3 separate regions of the Homo sapiens genome follow, and all the other regions are linked to region 1. Evidence: chromatin contacts called from ENCODE Hi-C data. All regions are on one chromosome and are shown on one strand. The core of a region is the stretch at or near the end of the contact, and the rest is flanking DNA. Distances in the headings are between cores, read along the strand shown. Region 1 holds the start of THADA (THADA armadillo repeat containing). Region 2 has its middle 36 kb from the start of LINC01913. Region 3 holds the start of EML4 (EMAP like 4).

Region 1 (3,173 bases), core at 294-2,793:
AAATTTTGCTGTGTATTTTACCATAATTTAGAAAAAAAGGAAATAAAATCTCACAGCTCCTGTAAAGTAGCATTTCAAGAAATTTTTACTTCAGTTATGTGTGAGTACTTCTACGTCCACAGTTTCAAAGTCTGCAATGTATTTCTTACTATGTCAGGGTCAAAAATACCAGAAAAAATTATGGTGGAGAACCGTCTGCACACACTCACCAGCTGACATGCACAACATAGTTCACAGCAGCAATGTTTAGAACAAAAACTGGAAATAATGCACATGTTAAGAGGCAGCAGGATGGATACATAATGAAGTATATTAAACAATGGAAAATTACGGTCCGGGCGCCATGGCTCACGCCTGTAATCCCAGCACTTTTGGAGACCGAGGCGGGCGAATCACGAGGTCAGGAGTTCAAGACCAGCATGAGCAACATGGTGAAACCCCGTCTCCACTAAAAAATACAAAAATTAGCTGAGCGTGGTGGCGCGCGCCTGTAATCCCGGTTACTTAGGAGGCTGAGGCAGGAGAATCACTTGAACCCGGGAGGCAGAGTTTGCAGTGAGCCGAGATCGCGCCACTGCACTCCAGCCTGGGCGAAGAGCACTACAGCCACCTGTAGGTGAATATGAAAAGCAATGCTGAAAGAAGCAAATTGCTGGAGAATACATACGCAATTCCAAAAGCTTCAAAATTGAACGAAACAAGATAGTGATACATACATTATGTGGTAAAGCTATAAAGAAAACCAAGGCAAGCTGATATAAAAAATTCAGAAAATAATTATTAAAAACTTAAGTCATTAACGTTTAGAGAACTGAAATGTCTCTATTTTCCAAATTAATACTCCTGATAATAGCATCAGGTCTTTCCTGATCTTGCCCACTGTCGCAGCTCCCAGTGACACCCCGTTATTGTATTTATTTTTCAAGGACTGAACCATCTGACAATTTGTATGTGCTGCGTAATACATGTATCCTCAGTAGGGGATAGCTTTCAAGGCTAGCGCTTGGCGACGCTCTGACAGTAGAGTTCATTATCTATTGAATGAATATATGCGCTTTGGCACACGTTGGTTCAGCACTACTCATTTTAGTCCGAATCCTTCTCGTGGCTTCCGTTCAGTCGCCGCCCAAACCCCTGCCCCATCTCGCAGGCTCTAAACTCCCTGGACTCGTTCCCGAGTCCCAGACGTAGTTTTCTCCTAGACTCTGCACTGGGCCAACAGAGTGGGAGAAAGGTGGAAGGTCTGGATTGGGAGAAAAGCGCTTCCCAGGCGTCCAAGCATGTGAAGAGAATGAGGTCTTTTCATTCAACAAGAGACCGTTGAATGAAGGCCCCTCAGCAACAAGGCCCGTCAGCCCTAACGCCATGAGGAACGCGCGGCGCTGACGGTACAGTGGCTGGTTAACTAAACCGGATTGCTACCGGCCACCCCGGTGACGTCACGACCTCCTCGAACTCCTGATTGGAGGAGCTGCGTTTGGTCAATTCTCGCGATGACTCCTCCAGGTTACCCCTCTCTCCCTCCCTTTGCCCTGACCCGGTAGTCGACCGTGGACCGCGCTGCGAGCCTCGGAGACGCCGTAGAAGGAGACCTGCTTCCGGGACTGGACCAGGCGCCTGCGACTCTTCTCAGACGCCGACGTGCACGAGGTTTGGCTCCCAGGTGTCCTGCCTGCCAGACCCGCGGTAGCTCGGCTCGGCCAGTTTTGCTAGGGCTGCCTGGCGAGCCACACCAATTCCCATCCTTTGGTATCGCCAGGATTCGGCGGCTGTGAAACTGATTTCCGGTCGCTAAGGTCTCCATGGAGACAGCACTTTAACCACTTTCTCCCACTGTCATTCCTCGACTCCACGTGGTTCAGAAATCGCCCAGAGAATGTTTGTGGGAGTCAGCCAGGAAGGTGTAGAGTGAAGCAGCGTTCTAAAGGGAAGCAGTAAGTGGGACCTAGGAGGAGTGTAATTTACTGGGCACCTTCTGGCCTTGCGGTAGACACGGGATTTACCCCCTTGGGGACCCTGGTTCTTCAGGACACACGTTTAGGCATCATTTGAGCAGGCATAATTACCGAGTCTGCTTTTGTGTAGCCCTCAGAATTGCAAGAGCAAATCCTCCTGCAAACTTGCTTACCTTTCACCAGAGAATAGTCTCCCTAGTTAGGTTTCCCAGTCTCTTCTGGCTTTGTACGATGGTCACTTTCTTAGGAAGCGTGCCTCTATTCCTCTAGATCTGACTATCCCTTTACAAATTATTCTGTTGTCGACACTTTCCTAGCTGCGTCCATTTTTGGTTAAGTGGTTGCTCACCTGCCATTACTGTATGGATTTCTTACTTCCCAAACAGACCATAGGTTCTTAAGATGTAGAATGTCACTTAGATGTAGAATGCATTTTAGGTACCAGATAGTCCACCTTCCTGCCCTTAAAGACATATATCCCTTCTAGAACATCTCTGACAAATGTTTGTTAATTAATTTGTTTATTCGTGAAGTGTTTGTTAAACACCTACTATGTGCCAGGCACTGGTTTGGAAATTGAGACTTGAAACATGAACAAAATAGATTAAAGTTGCTGCCTTCATTCAGTTTGCTACTAGGTGAGACAGACAATATACAAATTTACAAGTTAGGGTAATTTCTGGTACTAGTAAGTGCTATGAAGAAAATTAACGGAAATGGTGTCTACGTGTGTTGTATTGGTGAGATTTTAGATAGAGTGGTCATGGAAGGCTTTTAGAAGGTAATGTTGCAGCAGAAACATGAATGGTGAGAAGGAGTCAGTCTTGCAAAGATGTGGAATGAACATTAAGGGGCAGAGATACTGAGAAGTGTAAAGCCTCTTAGGTGGGAATAAGAGCATCAGGAAGTACAAAGCTCTTGAGATGGTGAAGAGGAGATTGGTTTGAGATGAAGAGTGGAGGAAGGCAGGGTCAGATTATTTAGGGCCTTGAAGGGCAAAATCTCAAGTATTTATTTATTTATTTATTTATTTATTTATTTGAGATGGAGTTTCGCTCTTGTCTCCCAGGCTGGAGTGCAGTGGCACGATCTCGGCTCACTGCAACCTCTGCCTCCTGGGTTCAAGCCATTCTCCTGCCTCAGCCTCCGGAGTAGCTGGGGTTATAGGCGCCTGCCACCACACCCGGCTAATTTTTGTATTTTTAGTTAGTGCAGACG
Region 2 (3,173 bases), core at 286-2,785, 1.8 Mb after region 1:
ATCTAACCAGCTACAACAAAATTGGGACTTGAGGGGGATTAAGAAAAACTTGGCTTTAAAAATTAGAATTAACAACAAGAGAATGGTTAAATGAGTTCAGGTATAAAAGACTGCAATAGTTAAAAAGAAATAAGGATACAGACATAAAAAGATCTTTGAGATGTACTGTTAATTGAAGAAAACAAGTTGTAGAATAAATTTTAAAATACAATCATGTTTATGCAAAAGAACAACAACAAAAAAACCTAGCTTTCTCCCCGCCACAGGTACATGCATGAAACCATACCCAGGAGGTTAGGAAGATGCCACACTCAATGGATGACAGTGGCTGCCTCTGGGGAGTGTGTGTGAAGGTCGACCAGACCTTGCACTTTGTTTTGTTCACATTTTAAAAGATAATGTAACTACGTCTTTCTGCTGTAATCAGAAATAAAAAAAATAGAACAACTGGCTTGAAAATCTAGGATGCAAATCCTTCTGCTTATCTGAGACCCAGGTGGTCACTGGTTCAGTCCTGATGCAGAGCAATGGCACTGACATTGAAATTGCACTCAAAGAAACCGAGCTGCAGCTCACCATGGACATGTTGTAGGATTCCAACCAGGAAGTGCTCTGAGCTTCACAGGGTTGCTGTGAGTATTAAATGAGATAATATATGAATGTGCTTTGCAAAAGTTAAAGTGGGAGACACATATAAGGTAGAAATACTATACTGTGTCATTACATTCTTGTACTAGCTCCCAAAGTGAAAGTGGGATAAGAATGCAAGCACCACAACCCGATGAAGTAGATATTATTATGATCATCTCCATTCCCCAGCTGAGGAGTTAAGTTTTAGTTAATTTTCTATTGGTCATTCGGCTGTTCAGCTGCAGTCAGAACTTGAACCCAGGCTCCCTGCTGTTCTCAACTGCCACTGCATGTTGAAGCACTCGGACACATTTACAGCCATGTGTATATATATTTACCGTTTCCTTCTTGGAGCAGTTCTGACAAAGCTGAGATTTAAACCTCCAAGAACAAATATATGAAACTGATTCTAAGCACTGTAGAGTATTTATGATGTGTTTGTGCTAGGCATTGTAGGAATAACAAGTGGCTAACATTTTCTGATCATCTGCTGTGTGCAAGACCGTCTTCTAAGCGCTTTACATGTATTAGTGCGCACAACTTTATGCAAGAGGTACTACTATCCCCACTTTACAGTTGAGAAAAATGCTGCACAGAGAGTTTAAATATCTTGCTCAAAGCAAAGACGTTTAAGATATGGTCTCTACCCTGAGTCCAATATGCGTGAAATAAAACAATGGAGAAGTGCTGCAATGCAGCTATTTACAAAGTTCCAAGGGCGCTCAGAGAGTACCATCCCTGCAGGGGAAAGCGAAGCACTTCGTGTGAGATCCTGAAAGTCCGGGGTGAGCCACTTCAAGCAGGGGCGGGGCGCGTGTGCAAGGCCCTGGGCTGAATTAATGAGAACCCGATCTCATGTTCTGGGTCAGAACCGAGCTCCATCCGGACTGCAGCGCAAGCCAAAGAAATGCAGTGGCTGCTGTCCCGGCTGGGCCCTTCTGCATACCCCGGGGGCATCGGGCCAGGGAGCCGTGCTCCCCTTGGGCCGCGGGGTTGGTAAGCAGCAAACCGAGCTGAAGCGGCCAAGAACCCTCCCGTAGGGCAGAGTGAGGATTGGCGGGAGAGAAAAGCCTAAAGGGACTGTAGCAATTGGCTGCCGCCTTTTCCACCGTAGGAGGATCGGGCTGACACTCCCAGCGTTGGGACTTATTCAGGTAAAGATTATGTCTGGAGCCCCATCTTGCTTCAGAGACCTCCCGTTCTGCGCTTATCACTGCGTCCCCGGAAACCAGACGTCCCTTAAGAGACTTAGCCAATTATCATCCACGGCCATTACCGTGGAGAGCCTAGCGCTGTCAGCGAGTTTCTGATTGGCTGTTGCTGGAAGGGGGCGGGCCCGGAGAAGAACCGTGCAGCGTGCGGAAGGAGCCCTACTTGCCCACCGTTCTCTCCAACTCAGGACGGACGGCGCCGCCAAGTGGTCTGTAGGGGTAATGCCTCGTGCTGTTGCCCCGCAGAGGGCGGGCTTGGCTTGCCAGGCTCCTGGAGAGGAAAGCCTTTTAACCTAAATGAAGTAGAAAGAGAAATACCTAAACTTGAATAGGAATCAGTCGTGCTGAATAAGAGAGCTCTTAGTCAGAATGCGTGTCGTCGGTTCCAGCTCCACATTAACTCAGTTTCCTTTCTTTCCTGAGCCTCATCTGTCAGATGGGGATAATGATAATACCTATCTCCAAGGCTTGCCATGAGGTTTCAATGAAATTAATATGTTTAAGGTTCGCACAGTGCCATGCGCATAATAGGTACACGATAAGCAATAACTGGTGGGGATCAGTGCACTGGTTAAGAGTGAGCATTCTGGGTCAGTGCCGTGACTCACACCTATAATCTCAGCATTTTGTGAGGCTGAGGCAGGAGGATTGCTTGAGTCCAAGAGTTTGAGAGCAGCCTGGGAAACATAGTGTGACCCTCTCTCTACAAAAAATAAAATTATCTAGACGTGTGATGTGTGCCTGTAGTCCCAGCTACTTGGGTGGCTGAGGTGGGAGGATCACTTGAGCCTGGGAGGTCGAGGCTGCAATGAGATGAGATTGCACCACAGCACTATAGCCTGGGTGACAGAGTGAGACCTTGTCTCAAAAAAAAAAAAAAAGAAAAAAACAAAAAGAATGAGAATTTTGCCGTTTGAAAGAATACCTGTTGAGTCCCAAGCCTGCATAGCACTAGCATGGTGAGATTACATAGCCTCCCTGTCGCAGTTTCCTCATCTGGAAATGAGACTAACAATAACACCTACTTCATGGAATTGTGGTTTAATTGTGGTACTGATAAAATACCCAATACAAAGCAATCAGTAAATGTTGGCCCCTATTATTCATATCATTTATGAGGAAGGGAATAATGATTATTATTTCCCTTCTTCCTCCCCCAGGCAATAGGCTACTTCAGCCTGAGTTGGCCCTTCTGAAAGAGGAATAGTGGCTTGCTTTGTCTGGAGTTAGTCTGTAAACCTATCACACTCACACGTATGAACATAGGACTTGGAAAATCTCTATATCACACTCTTGCCCACAGTTTACATTATTCTTTTAGGCACTGTTTTC
Region 3 (3,173 bases), core at 411-2,910, 1.4 Mb after region 1:
ACTCTGAAAGCAATATAACGACAATTTTTTCTGCCCAAGAAAAAGGGAAGGCCAAAATTATAGGTTTTACTATTTAATATCTATAATAGGCCCATTGCTCTTTGACTTACTTTTTTACTTTAGATTTTAAAAATCCATCTCATCTCGATATTATCTGGATATAGTACGGCCTATGGCCAGACTGCTCACTGATCAGTGAACATTAACCAAGTAGAGACTTATTATCAAGAAATGTAAAAGAAAGGCGTCTGAATACAAGCTACCTGCACATAAAAAACTCAAAATACAGTTCCAGCAGTAGGTATCACACAACTGCGTTATCAGCCAAAGCTGAAACTGTTTCTCTCACCATTCTAACAGTTGAACTTAATCTTTTACTAGATTTCAATGGCCTCGAAGAATAGTAATTCCAGATTCAGCTTCTAGGGCAGCGAATACTAGCCTGGAGTTTTGATTTTCCTAGCCAGAAGATTACCTTCATCTGGTGAAAGGAACACTGAAAAGGCACTTCAGCCTATTTAATAACCTCTTCCCTTTCTCCATTCCACAAAGACAACATCTTCCAAAAATGGAGAATCCTTTCCTTCCCTGATAGAGGCCCCCTTTCCTATTGATTCATTGGGCAGAATCACTTCTCCCCAGCATGTATGCAGAACCAGAAAACACTTCTGCTTTCACTCTTAAAGAGGGTCCCCCAACACAGATGCACCTCTTCCTTTCCTGCATTAAGCAAATGATGCTCCGATGCTTCTAGGTCTCTCCACCACTGCAAAATGCTCAGAGAAGTGGAGGGATTGAAAAGGAAGTTGCCTACTACTCTGAAGGATACTGGAAAGTCGCCTTCAAATCTAAAGTGAAGACTTGGGGGCGGGGGATGCCCCCTTCCTGAAGAGGGAATGAGGGTCCCTCCCCTAAAAAGGAGCCTCTGTTCGGGTGAAGGCGATCCCCACCCTGAAAGAGAGGCGTGTATGTGGAAAGGTGGTGGAAGGTTGTACCCTGAAGAGGAGCCTGGATTTGAAGAAATGTCCCAACTCTGAAGGGGGGTAAGTGGAGGGAGCCGTGAGTGTACGGGGAGGGGTGTGCCAGCTATCGGGGGGCCTGAGAAGGAAGGGGTTCCCACTTTGGGGGAACGAGGGCCCCGCACTGAAAGGGGCTCCGGGAGGAAAGGAGGGTCTGACACAGAGGAGAGTTGGACATGGGGGAGGGGCCCTCAGTCCACCGGAGTCCGCGGAGGGGCGGCAGCCTCGAAGGGAACATGTGCAGTGGAGCCGCTGCCACCCCGAGGGGCAGGCGGGAGGGCAGGGCCTGGGCTGTGTGCGGAAGGAAAAAAGTTCCTACCCTTCGCAGAAGACGCAGGACTCCCCAGCCGTACTCACCGAGACTGCCGGCGAAACCGTCCATCTTGCGGGGAAAGCGCCGGGCTCCGGGCTTAGAGGGGCGGGCACTTCATTCAGCGGACCGACAGAGTGGCCGACGCTGAGCCTGACCCGCTCGTTCTCTAGGTCGCCCGGCTCGGCTACCGGCTCCCGCCTCCGTCGTCCGTCCGTTCGCCCTGGGGTAGTAAGCCGCGGCCGCCCGAACCACTTCCCCGTCACGTTGAGAGCCGCGCCGCTCAGCCGCCTGCCCGGCCTCCCTCCCAGGCAGCAGCCGCGAGCGCCGCGCCGCGCCGCGCCCCGCCCCGCCCCCGCGCCCGCGCGCAGCAGTAGCCCCGCCCCGCGCACGCCGTCACACTTCCGACTCCGCCTCCCACGTGACGCCACGGAGGCGGGGTCTTGCCAGCCCCGCCCTCTCACCTTGCCTCGGCCTCGGCGTTTGTCCGCCTCGCGCCAGGCTGGTGGTTGCGCCTGCGCGGTAGGCCTGCTGAAGGCTGGGGACCACGGTTTGGAAGCTGGTTCCAAACAGGTGGGGATAAGGCATAGACTCTGGCCTGCGATACTCTGATGCATGAAGGATCCTCTCCCTATGTGGCCCCTGGGAAGCCCGCAGAGCCAAGACTGGACCCCCGTGACGGGAGATGACCACCACGTGGGTCCTACAAGGACACTAAAGAAGCAACCAAGAGGGAGAGGTTCTCCCTCTCCCCCAATAGGGTGGGGGACAAATAGGGGCGAAGCTTCTTGACTAGCTCGATACCACCACTGCCACAGCCGCAGGGCCCGGGACAGATCAGAAGCAAGGAATTTTAGTGCTGGACATGACCCAAAAGTTCATCTTGTCTAACCCTTCTTATGAAGAAAAACACAGAGCCTTAGAGAGGACAACCTGCCCAAGGTCATCGAACCTAGTAGAAGCAAAAACTCAGCCTTCCTTACTCTCCCTAGCGTTCTGTCGTCTAGGGGTGCAAAACGACCATATATGGCAGGCTATAGGATGGCCTGCTAGGGAACCATAATAAGGGTTATTTCAAATGAAGTAACACTGAGTTCTAGGCCCAACTCCGTATGACTCAAGAGTGTCAAATCACCTAATTTATTTAGGCGTCACTTTATTCATTTGCAAATTGGTTGTCTGGACATGTAACCAAAACATGTAAATATACATAGCGTTCATATTCTTCCTCCCTTCCCCAACACGATTTCCCATACTTCTAAAGACTTTCTCATGGTTTGTCAAGTCCCTCCTGGGGCTCAGTTGTGCAGATTAGAGTAAGAGAGAGAAGAGCTGTAAGGTACTGAAGAACTGAATTGATCTATACATAATAAATTGATAAATACATAATAAAAAGCTGAGTTAGGGGAAAACAGAGTCCTACTACACAGAGTTGCAGGAGAGAGGGACAAACAAGAAGGGAGACAAGAAATATGTAATGATGAGAGAGACTTAGAGGAATTAAATGATTGAAAGGATTGTTAAACCTTCTTGGGGTATACGTCTCCCTTTGTTGCCTCTTTAAAAATCTTCCCTAAAAATGTAAATTACTTTGCATTTCTTATTTGGATATAAGACCTGTTTCTGAATACCATACTATATGGAGACTGGCCATAACGCAGCCAAGATAAATTCAGGTTACAGACTAAACGGTGTCTAAAATTTCCTTCTCTTCAAACTTAAATGATTTACCCAATGTTCCTTCTGCTATGGGCATTTTCATATGCATAAGTTTCTATTAAGCCTAAGTAAATGTTTGAGAAGTTCTCAATTCTGACAGCTGTTCCTTTGTGTCTTCAGGCCAC

Evidence for each region. Hi-C counts contacts between places; a loop is a spot of excess contacts on that map. Pooled maps may share reads with other maps.
Region 2: a map of CD8-positive, alpha-beta T cell shows a loop between it and region 1 (11-fold over the local background). The contact joins the enhancer-like site here to the promoter of THADA in region 1. A Hi-C loop is called at or near these places in 2 of 168 maps with a recorded cell type or tissue (CD4-positive, alpha-beta T cell and CD8-positive, alpha-beta T cell) and 6 of 50 pooled maps.
Region 3: a pooled map shows a loop between it and region 1 (5-fold over the local background). The contact joins the promoter of EML4 here to the promoter of THADA in region 1. A Hi-C loop is called at or near these places in 6 of 50 pooled maps.

What each region holds. Positions count from the first base shown.
Region 1 is chr2:43,594,408-43,597,580 of GRCh38, reverse strand. It overlaps THADA (THADA armadillo repeat containing), which reads left to right and starts at 1,543. Exons shown (of 38, transcript NM_022065.5): 1 at 1,543-1,650.
Region 2 is chr2:41,839,718-41,842,890 of GRCh38, reverse strand. No RefSeq gene overlaps it. Among named protein-coding and RNA genes, the nearest start is that of LINC01913, 36 kb to the left of the region's middle. Within about 2 kb of position 1,535, at least 19 of the 41 ENCODE cell types and tissues checked have a DNase peak (open chromatin) inside an H3K27ac peak, as active enhancers do.
Region 3 is chr2:42,167,840-42,171,012 of GRCh38, reverse strand. EML4 (EMAP like 4) reads right to left here and starts at 1,660. Exons shown (of 23, transcript NM_019063.5): 1 at 1,377-1,660. The coding sequence starts at 1,401. EML4-AS1 (EML4 antisense RNA 1) reads left to right here and starts at 782. Exons shown (of 4, transcript NR_110584.1): 1 at 782-1,043. RefSeq lists silencers at 1,649-1,708, 1,809-1,858 and enhancers at 1,274-1,926, 1,939-2,078.